Regions from separate parts of the Homo sapiens genome. Here region 2 is linked to region 1. The links are chromatin contacts, found by Hi-C or POLR2A ChIA-PET in ENCODE. All regions are on one chromosome and are shown on one strand. Each heading gives the region's core, a stretch centred on a gene start or an enhancer-like site at or near the end of the contact. The rest is flanking DNA. Distances are from core to core; before and after follow the strand shown. Region 1 holds the start of ASPSCR1 (ASPSCR1 tether for SLC2A4, UBX domain containing). Region 2 holds the start of FN3KRP (fructosamine 3 kinase related protein).

Region 1 (5,172 bases), core at 2,673-5,172:
AGGGCTTGGGCAGAGAGGAGATGCCCAAAGAATAATGGAAATGCCAAAAGGATGCAGGAAAGATGTCCACACTTGGACAATTAACTGTGGATTAACTCAGAGTATGATACCAACATTAGATTTCCCAATTTTGTATGAAATTATGGTGGCTATATAAGAGACTGGCCTTATTTTATTTATTTATTTTTTTGAGACTGAGTCTCACTCTGTCGCCAAGGCTGGAGTGCAATGGCGTGATCTTGGCTCACTGTAACCTCCACCTCCCACAATCAAGCAATTCTCCCACCTCAGCCTCCCAAGTAGCTGGAATTACAGGCACCTGCCATCACGCCCAGCTACTTTTTGTATTTTTTGTAGAGATAGGGTTTCACCATGTTGGCCAGGCTGGTTTTGAACTCCTGACCTCAGGTGATCCACCCGCCTTGGTCTCCCAAAATGCTGGGATTACAGGCGTGAGCCACTGCACCTGGTTGAGACTGGCCTTATTCTTAGGAAAGAGAAAAACTGAAGTATTTAGTGGCGAAGGTGCTCAATGTCTTTACTGCAGCCTCGACCTCCTGGGCTCAAGTGATCCTCCTGCCTCAATCTCTCAAATCGCTGGGACTACAGGGACATGCCACCATGCCTAGCTAACCTTTGTATTTTTTGTAGAGCTGGGGTCTCACTATGTTGCCTAGGGTGGTCTCAAACTCCTAGGCTCAAATGATCCTCCTACTTTGGCCTCCCAAAGTGCTGGGATTATAGGTGTAAGCCACTGTGCCTGGCCAGAAAAAGTTTTTACATGTATATGGAGAGAGAGAAAGAGAATATGATAAAACAAATGGGGTGACATGTAAACACTGATTTATCTGGCTAAAAGATATACAGGAGGCTGGGCGTGGTGGCTCACACCTGTAATCCCAGCACTTTGGGAGGCTGAGGCGGGTGGATCACGAGGTCAGGAGATTGAGACCATCCTGGCTAACATGGTGAAACCCCATGTCTACTAAAAATACAAAAAATTAGCCGGGCATGGTGGCAGGTGCCTGTAGTCCCAGCTACTCGGGAGGCTGAGGCAGGAGAATGATGTGAACCCGGGAGGCGGAGCTTGCAGTGAGCCGAGATTGCACCACTGCACTCCAGCCTGGGCAACAGAGCGAGACTCCGTCTCAAAAAACAAAACAAAACAAAACAACAACTAGCTGGGTGTGGTGCTGCACACCTGTAGTCCCAGCTACTCGGGAGGCTGAGGCAGAAGAATCGCTTGAACCCGGGAGGCAGAGGTTGCAGTGAGCTGAGATTTCGCCACTGCACTCCAGCCTGGCGACAGAGGGAGACTCCATCTCCAAAAAAAAAAAAAAAAAAAAAAGATATACAGCAGGAATTCTTGCTTTTGCAAACTTTTCTTCTCTTTCTTCCTTCCTCCTCCCTCTTCTTCTTTCTTCTCCTTCTCCTTTTTTGAGACGGTATCGTACTACGTTGCTCGGGCTGGGGTGCAGTAGTTATTCATAGGCATGAATAGTGGTTCACTAAGGCTGGAACTTAAGTAATTCTCCTGCCTCGGCCACCGGAGTAGCTAAGACTACAGGTGTGAGCCACCTTGCTCGGCTAAGTTTGAAATAATATCAGGATAAAAGATCATCCCTCCTATCAAAAAAAGCATAGGAGCCAGCTTAAAGGAGGTCTCACTGGCCAAATTCGGACCAATTTGAGCATCAAAAAGAATGCTGACTGAATGAAAAAAATACATGAATTCATATTAATAAATATATATATTTCAAGATGGGGTTTCACTCTTGTCGCCCAGGCTGGAGTGCAATGGTGCGATCTTGGCTCGTTGCAACCTCCATCTCCCAGGTTCAAGTGATTCTCCTACCTCAGTGTCCCGAATAGCTGGGATTACAGGCACGCACCGCCATGCCCGGCTAATTTTTGTACTTTTTTTTTAAGTAGAGACAGGATTTCACCATGTTGGCCAAGATGGTCTCAATCTCTTGACCTTGTGATCTGCCCAACTCAGCCTCCCAAAGTGCTGGGATTACAGGCGTGAGCCACCGCGCCTGGCCATATTTAATTTTTTTTTTTTTTTTTTTTTTGAGACAGAGTCTTGCTCCGTCTCCCAGGCTGGAGTACAGTGGCGTGATCTCAGCTCACTGCGAGCTCTGCCTCCCGGATTCACGCCATTCTCCTGCCTCAGCCTCCCAAATATTTAATAACTTTTTAAAGAAGGGGAAGCTTGACCGAAAGTGACTATAAATGTAGAAGAAACAATAAACTTGGGAAGCCATGATTTTGCAGCTTTACGGTTTAACACTGAATCTACTCATTAACTGATGCTAAAACTGTTGGGCAAATGGTTATTGGGAAAACTTGATGCTTGTGGTCTCAGAGAATGACCTCACGCATGCCTTAATTACTCCACAAGGAGCCACGGACCTTGACCATGGAGGAATTCAGCAGACCCAAAGCTGACCAAGTGGTTCAACTTCACGTCCTCACTCATGGCCACGCTGATGTCCTGCACCTCCTGCTGACTTGTCACCTCCCTTCATCATTGCCCCAAACGTTTAACCAAGGATCCAGACTGTGGGACAGTCTAAGGAAAATAGGAACAGACTCTTCAAAAACGCCACTAAAGAATTAAAACCCACCAGGTGATGTGTGGCTCAGTAAGGTTCTGAGGTTGCACAGAGCATGGGACTGGCTGGCTGGATGGGAGGGCTATGGCTAGCCTGGGGCTTTCCCCAGGTTTCTCCAATGTACATAGATGTCCGTGTTTGTCAGCATACAGGTGTGTGTGGGTGACATGGATATGTCATCGACAGGAAGGCACAACAGCACCCATGCAGAGATGTCCTTAGACTCAGCAATGACTGCCGGGTGCGGTGGCTCACGTGTGTAATCCCAGCCCTGTGGGAGGATTGACTGATAACTGCACCAGTTCCCCCTTCCACAGGCTACTGGGCAGCTGAGCCCTAGCCAGGAGTCCGCAGAGACAGGCAGGCACATGGAGAGAGGAGTGCCAAGGCCCGGCTGAGCCATGGAGGTGGGGGGCGGGGCGGAACACGTGCGAGTGCTGTCCATGAGTGGCCCAGGTGCTGGGAGCTAAGCACATTCGACGGCTGCGAGTCAGGAGGGCAGCTCCTTCTGGAAGCCTGGAGCTGGTGAGGCCAGGTGCTTTCCCTGCTGCGGTGGCTGGCGATGGGAGTGTTTCCTGAGGCTGCCACCAAGCCCCTCCTCAGCATGGGTTGGTGCGGGAAGTCCTTGAGTGCCTGTGGGTCGGCAGGAGCTCCGGTGAGACTCAAGTTCGCTCACCCCACGGTTCTGAAACCGGTCTCCCGCCTTTCCTACCCTCAGGTTTAGGGACCGTCGCGGCAGCCCTAGGGCTGCCAGATTCTGCACTCCCATTTTAGGATGAAAGAAATCAGGTCTAGACTGAGGGCCACGAGTCCCAACACCCAGGGAGGATCCGTACAGGGGCGGGGGGACTGCCCCAAACCATAAGGTCAGGAGGTGGACGCTGACCACAGGGACAGGTGGGCAGGGAAGAGGCTCAGCTGCTGGAGTGGAGGAAGCCGGGAGGGTCGGGGGAGAGCAGGGCACCGAGCTGGGGACGTGTCAGGGACGAAGCGAGGGTGGGCGAGCGCGGACCGCTGGGACCCCGGGGCTCAGTGCCGCTCACCGGGGGTGACCGCGCGCCCAGCCCCGGCCCAGCCTGGCCCCGGCGAGCCCATCCAAGCCGCGCTTCCCGGAGGCAGAGGACGACCGCGCTTTCCGGGTCTGGCGCGGGCTTTGGCGGCCCAAGGGCGGGGCCGGGGCGCCGTGGGTGGGGAAAGGGCGGGGCCTGGCAGGACCCGGAAGTGCGCTGCGGCCCCGCCCCCTGGCCGCGTGGCTGCGCGTCCTGGCTGTTGCCGATAAAGTTGTTTGACGCCGGCCCGGCGGCGGGTCACGTGAGCGGAAAATGGCGGCCCCGGCAGGCGGCGGAGGCTCCGCGGTGTCGGTGCTGGCCCCGAACGGCCGGCGCCACACGGTGAAGGTGACGCCGAGCACCGTGCTGCTTCAGGTGCGGCCGCCCGCCCGGGGCGGACGGGTAGGCGGGCGGGGGGCGCTGCGCCGAGGCCCCGCCCATTGCGGTCGGCGTCCCGGTGTTCGGGGGCGGGGCCTCGGCGGCCAATGAGCGGCCTCCTGAGCGGCGGCCCCGCCCCCTGCTCGCCGTCACCTGCGCTTCCGCTGGGGTCCCGGGGGTCCCGGGGGTCCCGAGTGGGGGCGGGGCGGTGGCGAGCCTTCCCAGGGGTGAGGTAGAACGGCGCCGCGTGTCACCCGCATCGAGTACTCGGCGCCCGGCCGAGCCCAGCTCGCGAGGGCGCCGGGAAGAGGGAGGAGTGGAGCCCTAGACCCGCGTTCCCATTCCGGGGCGTCCCCCGGAGCGGGAGCCCGGGTTGCGCGGTGGCAGATGTCCCGGCCGTGGGGCCTGGAAGCGATTTTTGCCGAGTCACTCACTGCACTTTTACTTGGGCACCTTGTGACCGCGAATCAATTAAATGTAAAAGTATTGGCTGGGCGCGGTGGCTCACGCCTGTAAATCCCAGCACTGTGGGATGCCGAGGCGGGTGGATCACGAGGTCAAGAGATCAAGACCATCCTGGCTAAAACGGTGAAACCCCGTCTGTACTAAAAAAATACAAAAAAATTTAGCCGGGCGTGGTGGCGGGCGCCTGTAGTCCCAGCTACTCGGGAGGCTGAGGCAGGAGAATGGCGTGAACCTGGGAGGCAGAGCTTGCAGTGAGCCGAGATCGCGCTACTGCACTCCAGCCTGGGAGACAGAGCGAGACTCCATATCAAAAAAAAAAAAAAAAAGTATTTATTGAGCCTCTGCTGCGTGGGGGACCGTGAGGATCCGAAGGTGCACACGACTCGGAGTTTGCGGGAGCAGCCCACGGCGTGGGGTCCCCAGGCCTGGGCAGGTGGAGGGCGCAGCCAGGAGGCTGTTGGTGCCAGGCGTGCAGAGTGCGGAAGTGGGGCGCTCCCGCAGAGGCTGCGCGGGACCCCTTGGTGCAAGGCCACGGCTTTGGCTTTTTATGGAGAAGAGGGGCGGAGGCGGTGCAGGCAGTGGCAGCAGGTGCACAGAACCGTGCCAGAGCCAGGGGGTAGCTTGTGCTAGGCAAGTTTAAGGCAGGTTGCAGAACTACAGGG
Region 2 (4,828 bases), core at 1,487-3,986, 740 kb after region 1:
CAATGATCTTGAGTAGAAAGTTGAGAGCTTGTCATTTGAGTCAGGAAATGGGACTCCGCGGAAATGATGGCCTTGAGAGAGCCCTCATGTGTTCTTTGTGCAGTCGGCAATTCCATGTAGACAGGAAAAATGGACTGAAAACTTAAACTGATATGATGAAGATAATATCATTCAATTGAAAATGAAAATGGAAAAAGTCATTTATAAACCATTTGAATGGACAAAAAAGAAAATTGGTTAGGAATTAAATTAGCTAGATGAAAGTCACTTTTTTTCTTTTTTGCTTTTTTTTTTGAGATGGAGTCTCACACTCTATTACCCAGGCTGGAGTGCAGTGGTGCGATCTCGGCTCACTGCAACCTCCGCCTCCCGGGTTCAAGCGATTCTCCCGCCTCAGCCTCCTGAGTAGCTGGGATTACAGGCGTGAGCCACAGTGCCTGGCCAAAAGTCACTCTTTTTTTTTTTTTTTTTTTTTTTGAGACGGAGTCTCGCTCTGTTGCCAGGCTGGAGTGCAATGGAGAGCAGTGGTGCGATCTCGGCTCACTGCAAGCTCCGCCTCCCGGGTTCACGCCATTCTCCTGCCTCAGCCTCCCGAGTAGCTGGGACTACAGGCGCCTGCCACCACGTGTGGCTAATTTTTTTGTGTGTGTGTGTTTTTAGTAGAAACAGGATTTCACCGAATAAGCCAAGACGGTCTCGATCTCCTGACCTTGTGACCCACCTGCCTCGGCCTCCCAAAGTGCTGGGATTTCAGGCGTGAGCCACCGCACCCGGCCCAAAAGTCACTCCTAAAAATGCTTTCTCGGCCGGGCACAGTGGCTCATGCCTGTAATCCCAGCACTTTGGGAGGCCAAGGCAGGCAGATCGCCTGAGGTCAGGAGTTTGAGACCAGCCTGGCCAACATGGCAAAACCCCATCTCCACAAAAACACAAAAATTAGCCAGTCATGGTGGTGTGCGCCTGTAATCCCAGCTACTCAGGAGGCTAAGGCAGGAGAATCGCTTGAACCTGGGAGGCAGAGGTTGCAGTGAGCTGAGATTGCACCACTGCACTCCCGCCTGGGCGACAGAGCAAGACTCCATCTCAAAAAAAAAAAAAAAAAAGTTTCTCAACAAAAACTTAACGGTGGCATAGTTCTGATGAAAATCTTCATGTTCATGGCATGGAGTTAAAATGTCCAAACGGTCAAGGCCACAGATTAAAACAGGGACATCCGCAGGCCCTGGCCCGAGGGGAGGAGCATACAGGGAGTGGTTCACCCACTCCACCGCCTTTGGAGCACCTTTTAATTCTCTCACTCTTCTCTAATGTGTTCCTTGATTTATCTATTACCATCTGCGGATTTTCATCTGTTCTTTTTTGCCTTTTTTTTTTTTGAGACGGAGTTTTGCTCTTGTCACCCAGGCTGGAGTGCAATGGCGGGATCTCAGCTCACTGCAACCTCCGCCTCCCGGGTTCAAGCGATTCTCCTGCCTCAGCCTCCCGAGTATCTGGGATTACAAGCGCCCGCCACCACGCCCCGCTAATCTTTTTTGCTTTTTAAAATTATGAAATGCGGTATACACACAGAAAAGTGCGTGAACACACACATATGTACCATTTAATAGATAGTTATAAAATGATCCGCCCGCCTCAGCCTCCCAAAGTGCTGGGATTACAGGCGTGAGCCACCGCTTCCGGCCTCAGGAGAGGATTCGTGTTTGCTTCTCCCAACGTCCAGGGAAGCGACATTTCCTATTTGCTTTAGACTAAAATCTATACTTGAATTTTTTGTTTACTGTAGGTAATATTAACTAGGGTTGCAGTCCGTGGAGGGCCGACTATGCGAACGGTTTCTATGAACCATCCTTTGCTGAAGGCTGAAACCTCTTCGTCCCCTGGGAGAGTTCCTATTCAGGCCTTCTTGTAGTTAGTTCATCCTTGTGTTGACAGCTGTATTAGGGTTCTCCAGAGAGACGGATCCAGTAGGATATAGACGTAGATCCAGGACAGGAGATGGACTGGGGGAGCTGGCGTTTGCAATTACGGAGGCCGAGAAGTCTGTGAGCCGGAGACCCCGGGACTCGGGTAGCCGGGCTCAGCCCAGGTCGGAAGGCCTCAGAAGCGGGGAAGCGGATGGTGTGGCCCTCAGCACGACCCACCCCAAATCATGCCTTGCCAGGTTTCTGGGAATTCCTGGTCCAGCCCAGCTGGCACCTGACACTGGCCGTAACGGCAGGGCCACTGTTAGCTGTTAGCCTCAGGGCCCCAGGTTTAGGGGCGGTGTCTCCGTTGCACGTGCACCCCGAGCGCGCCCGCCACTCCCCACATCAGGAGCTCTGTTCCTCGGGTTCAGCAAACGCCCGGGCGAAAGCAATCTTAACATTCTGGGCTCCCGGCACCCAGACCTTGGGCTGATGCCCCTTGCTAGTGGGTCAGCTCTTTAGAAAATATATTCTAACTATTTCCATCAGCATTTCCACTTATTTTGTGCAGGAGAGTTGAACCCAAACCGTCTGGGTCGGGGTCGGTCAGGCCCCGCCCCCTGACGTCATCTCACCCCCACCCAATCCCCCGCGCCTACCTGCCTCCCGGCCCCTCCCCTTCCCGCCCCTCAATCCCAGCGCTCATCTCTGCGGCCACGCCCGCCCCTTCCCGCCACCCAATCCTAGCGCTTGTCTCTGCGGCCGGGCCCCGCCCCCACCCGCCCCCCGCCCAATCCTCGCGCGGACTCATGTTTGCCCGCTCGGCCGCCGTCTCTCGAGTCTCCGCCAGATCCGGGGCGGGTCCGCGGCCGCGGCGGGAACATGGAGGAGCTCCTGAGGCGCGAGCTGGGCTGCAGCTCTGTCAGGGCCACGGGCCACTCGGGGGGCGGGTGCATCAGCCAGGGCCGGAGCTACGACACGGATCAAGGACGAGTGTTCGTGAAAGTGAACCCCAAGGCGGAGGTCAGGCAGCGGGTCGGGCGGGCCGGGGGACCGGTTTCTTTCCGGAGAGGGTCGCGGGCCTCGGCGCGGGGCGCGGCCTGGGCTTCTCCCGCCGGAGGCCGTGGGTGGCTCTCCCGGGACTGCCGCCGCCGCCCCTTGCGGGGAACCCTTTGCGCGGGGCGAGCGGTGAACGGGGGCGGCGGAAGCGTCCGGGGCGTCCGGAGGAGTTTGCACCTGCGGGGAACTGTCCGGAGCAGGAACCGCGGCCGCCCCACACCTCCTGTTCTCCGTGAACTTTCTCTCGGGGGCGCTACGTGAAATGGGGCGGGACTGGCTGCTGCAGTCTTGCTCCCGGGGTTCCTGCCCTGCGGTGCTGGTTAAGTGGGGTCGTTCTAGCCGGGGAAGCTGCTTAAGTCCTCAGCTTAAGTGACTCTGGAGGTGTCCATCCCCCGTGAGCCTCGGTCAGTACGTTGTGAAACGGGGCGAAGGTGCTGCCCCCAGGCCAGCTGCTGCGCCTCACCACACCCTGGCATGCTCTGTCCTTCTGTTAGACTCATTCTCGGGCCGGGCGCGGTGGCTCACGCCTGTAATCCCAGCACTTTGGGAGACAGAGGTGGGTGGAGCGCGAAGTCAGGAGTTCGAGACCAGCCTGGCCAACAAGGTGAAACCCCCGTCTCTATTAAAAATACAAAAATTAGCTGGGCGTGGTGGCGGGCGCCTGTAATCCCAGCTACTCGGGAGGCTGAGGCAGAAGAATCGCTTGAACCCAGGAGGCAGAGGTTGCAGTGAGTCGAGATCGCGCCACTGCACTCCAGCCTGCTGGGTGACTGAATGAGACTCCGTCTCAAAAAAAAAAGAGTGTTCCTAGCAGCGGTGACATGGCAGCTGTGGTGGGGCTCTGAGGCTGAGGAGGTGGGGACTCTGAAGAACTGAAAGAAGGATGAAGACAGCTGGAAGTCAGGAGCACGAGGAGAGTGTGTGTGTCTATGTGTATGTTGTGTGTGTGTACGTTGTATGTGTGTATGTTTGTAATGTTTGTATGTTGTGTGTATGTATTGTGTGTCTGTGTGTGTGTAAGGGTGGAGCCCCAGGTGAGGATGGGAGAGTGGGCAGGGCAGTGGTGTGTGTCTCAGGAGAAAAAGAAAGGCCGCTGGCCCTGACCTGTTCTGCGGGGATCACTGCTGTGTATGTTGTGTGTGTGTGTCTGTGTGTTGTGTGTGTATGGTGTGTCTGTAAGTCGTATGTTGTGTGTGTTGTGTGTCTGTATGTGTTGTGTGTGTGTTGTGTGTCTGTATATGTTGTGTGTGTGTGTTATGTGTCTGTGTGTGTAAGGGTGGAGCCCCAGATGAGGATGGGAGAGCAGGCAGGGCAGTGGTGTGTGTAGCAGGAGGAAAGGAAAGGCCGCTGGCTCTGACTTCTACTCTAGGGATCACTGCTGTGTGGTGAGCCAGGGGGACCCAAGGGAGGAGTTGCTGTGGTCCCGGGGAGTTGGATGGAAACGGCATCTCAAGATGAGGTGGTTTCCAGTGCTGGGCAGGAGGTGGCATGGAACTTGGTGGTCTCTTCAGGTGAAAAGTGACCCCAGGTCACTGGCATAGGCAGCCAGGGTGCCGCCTGCACCTGAGAGGTCGGGTGAGTCTGTGTCCTGTAGGTGGAACAGGACTGCAGTTGAGGTGTCGTCTGAGGACACTGACAGGTAACCCATGTTCACAGTCCCACTGTTGCCGGATCTTAGTGGAATATTAGTGCCTTCGATTTTCCTCTCTCCAGAGAACCTCCCAATTCAACCACAGCACACAAGTGTAGTCCAACACTGGAAAGCTCAAGCCCTCTTCTTCCAGTACAGCCTCTGAACCTGTAGCCTACCCTGTTGGCAAGTGTGTTTGAAAACACTGTCCATGTGTATGGAATCCTCAGTCAGG

The links. Hi-C counts contacts between places; a loop is a spot of excess contacts on that map. ChIA-PET counts read pairs that join two places held with the same protein, here RNA polymerase II (POLR2A). Pooled maps may share reads with other maps.
Region 2: a loop to region 1 is called in a map of CD8-positive, alpha-beta T cell, with 18 times the contacts of the local background. The contact joins the promoter of FN3KRP here to the promoter of ASPSCR1 in region 1. A Hi-C loop is called at or near these places in 1 of 168 maps with a recorded cell type or tissue (CD8-positive, alpha-beta T cell) and 6 of 50 pooled maps. POLR2A ChIA-PET finds 5 or more read pairs at or near these places in 1 of 52 experiments (MCF 10A).

Annotation. Positions count from the first base shown.
Region 1 is chr17:81,973,707-81,978,878 of GRCh38, forward strand. It overlaps ASPSCR1 (ASPSCR1 tether for SLC2A4, UBX domain containing), which reads left to right and starts at 3,923. Exons shown (of 16, transcript NM_024083.4): 1 at 3,923-4,042. The coding sequence starts at 3,941. It overlaps LOC105371939 (a long non-coding RNA gene), which reads right to left and starts at 3,779. Exons shown (of 2, transcript XR_933953.4): 1 at 3,662-3,779; 2 at 2,262-3,251. LOC124904087 (a long non-coding RNA gene) reads left to right here. Exons shown (of 2, transcript XR_007065951.1): 2 at 2,405-2,629. RefSeq lists enhancers at 2,535-3,308, 3,309-4,080 and a silencer at 3,559-4,418.
Region 2 is chr17:82,713,970-82,718,797 of GRCh38, forward strand. FN3KRP (fructosamine 3 kinase related protein) reads left to right here and starts at 2,737. Exons shown (of 6, transcript NM_024619.4): 1 at 2,737-2,927. The coding sequence starts at 2,787. It overlaps LOC101929552 (a long non-coding RNA gene), which reads right to left and starts at 2,284. Exons shown (of 2, transcript NR_136400.1): 1 at 1,598-2,284; 2 at 1-147. RefSeq lists silencers at 2,554-2,793, 2,814-2,893, 2,974-3,063.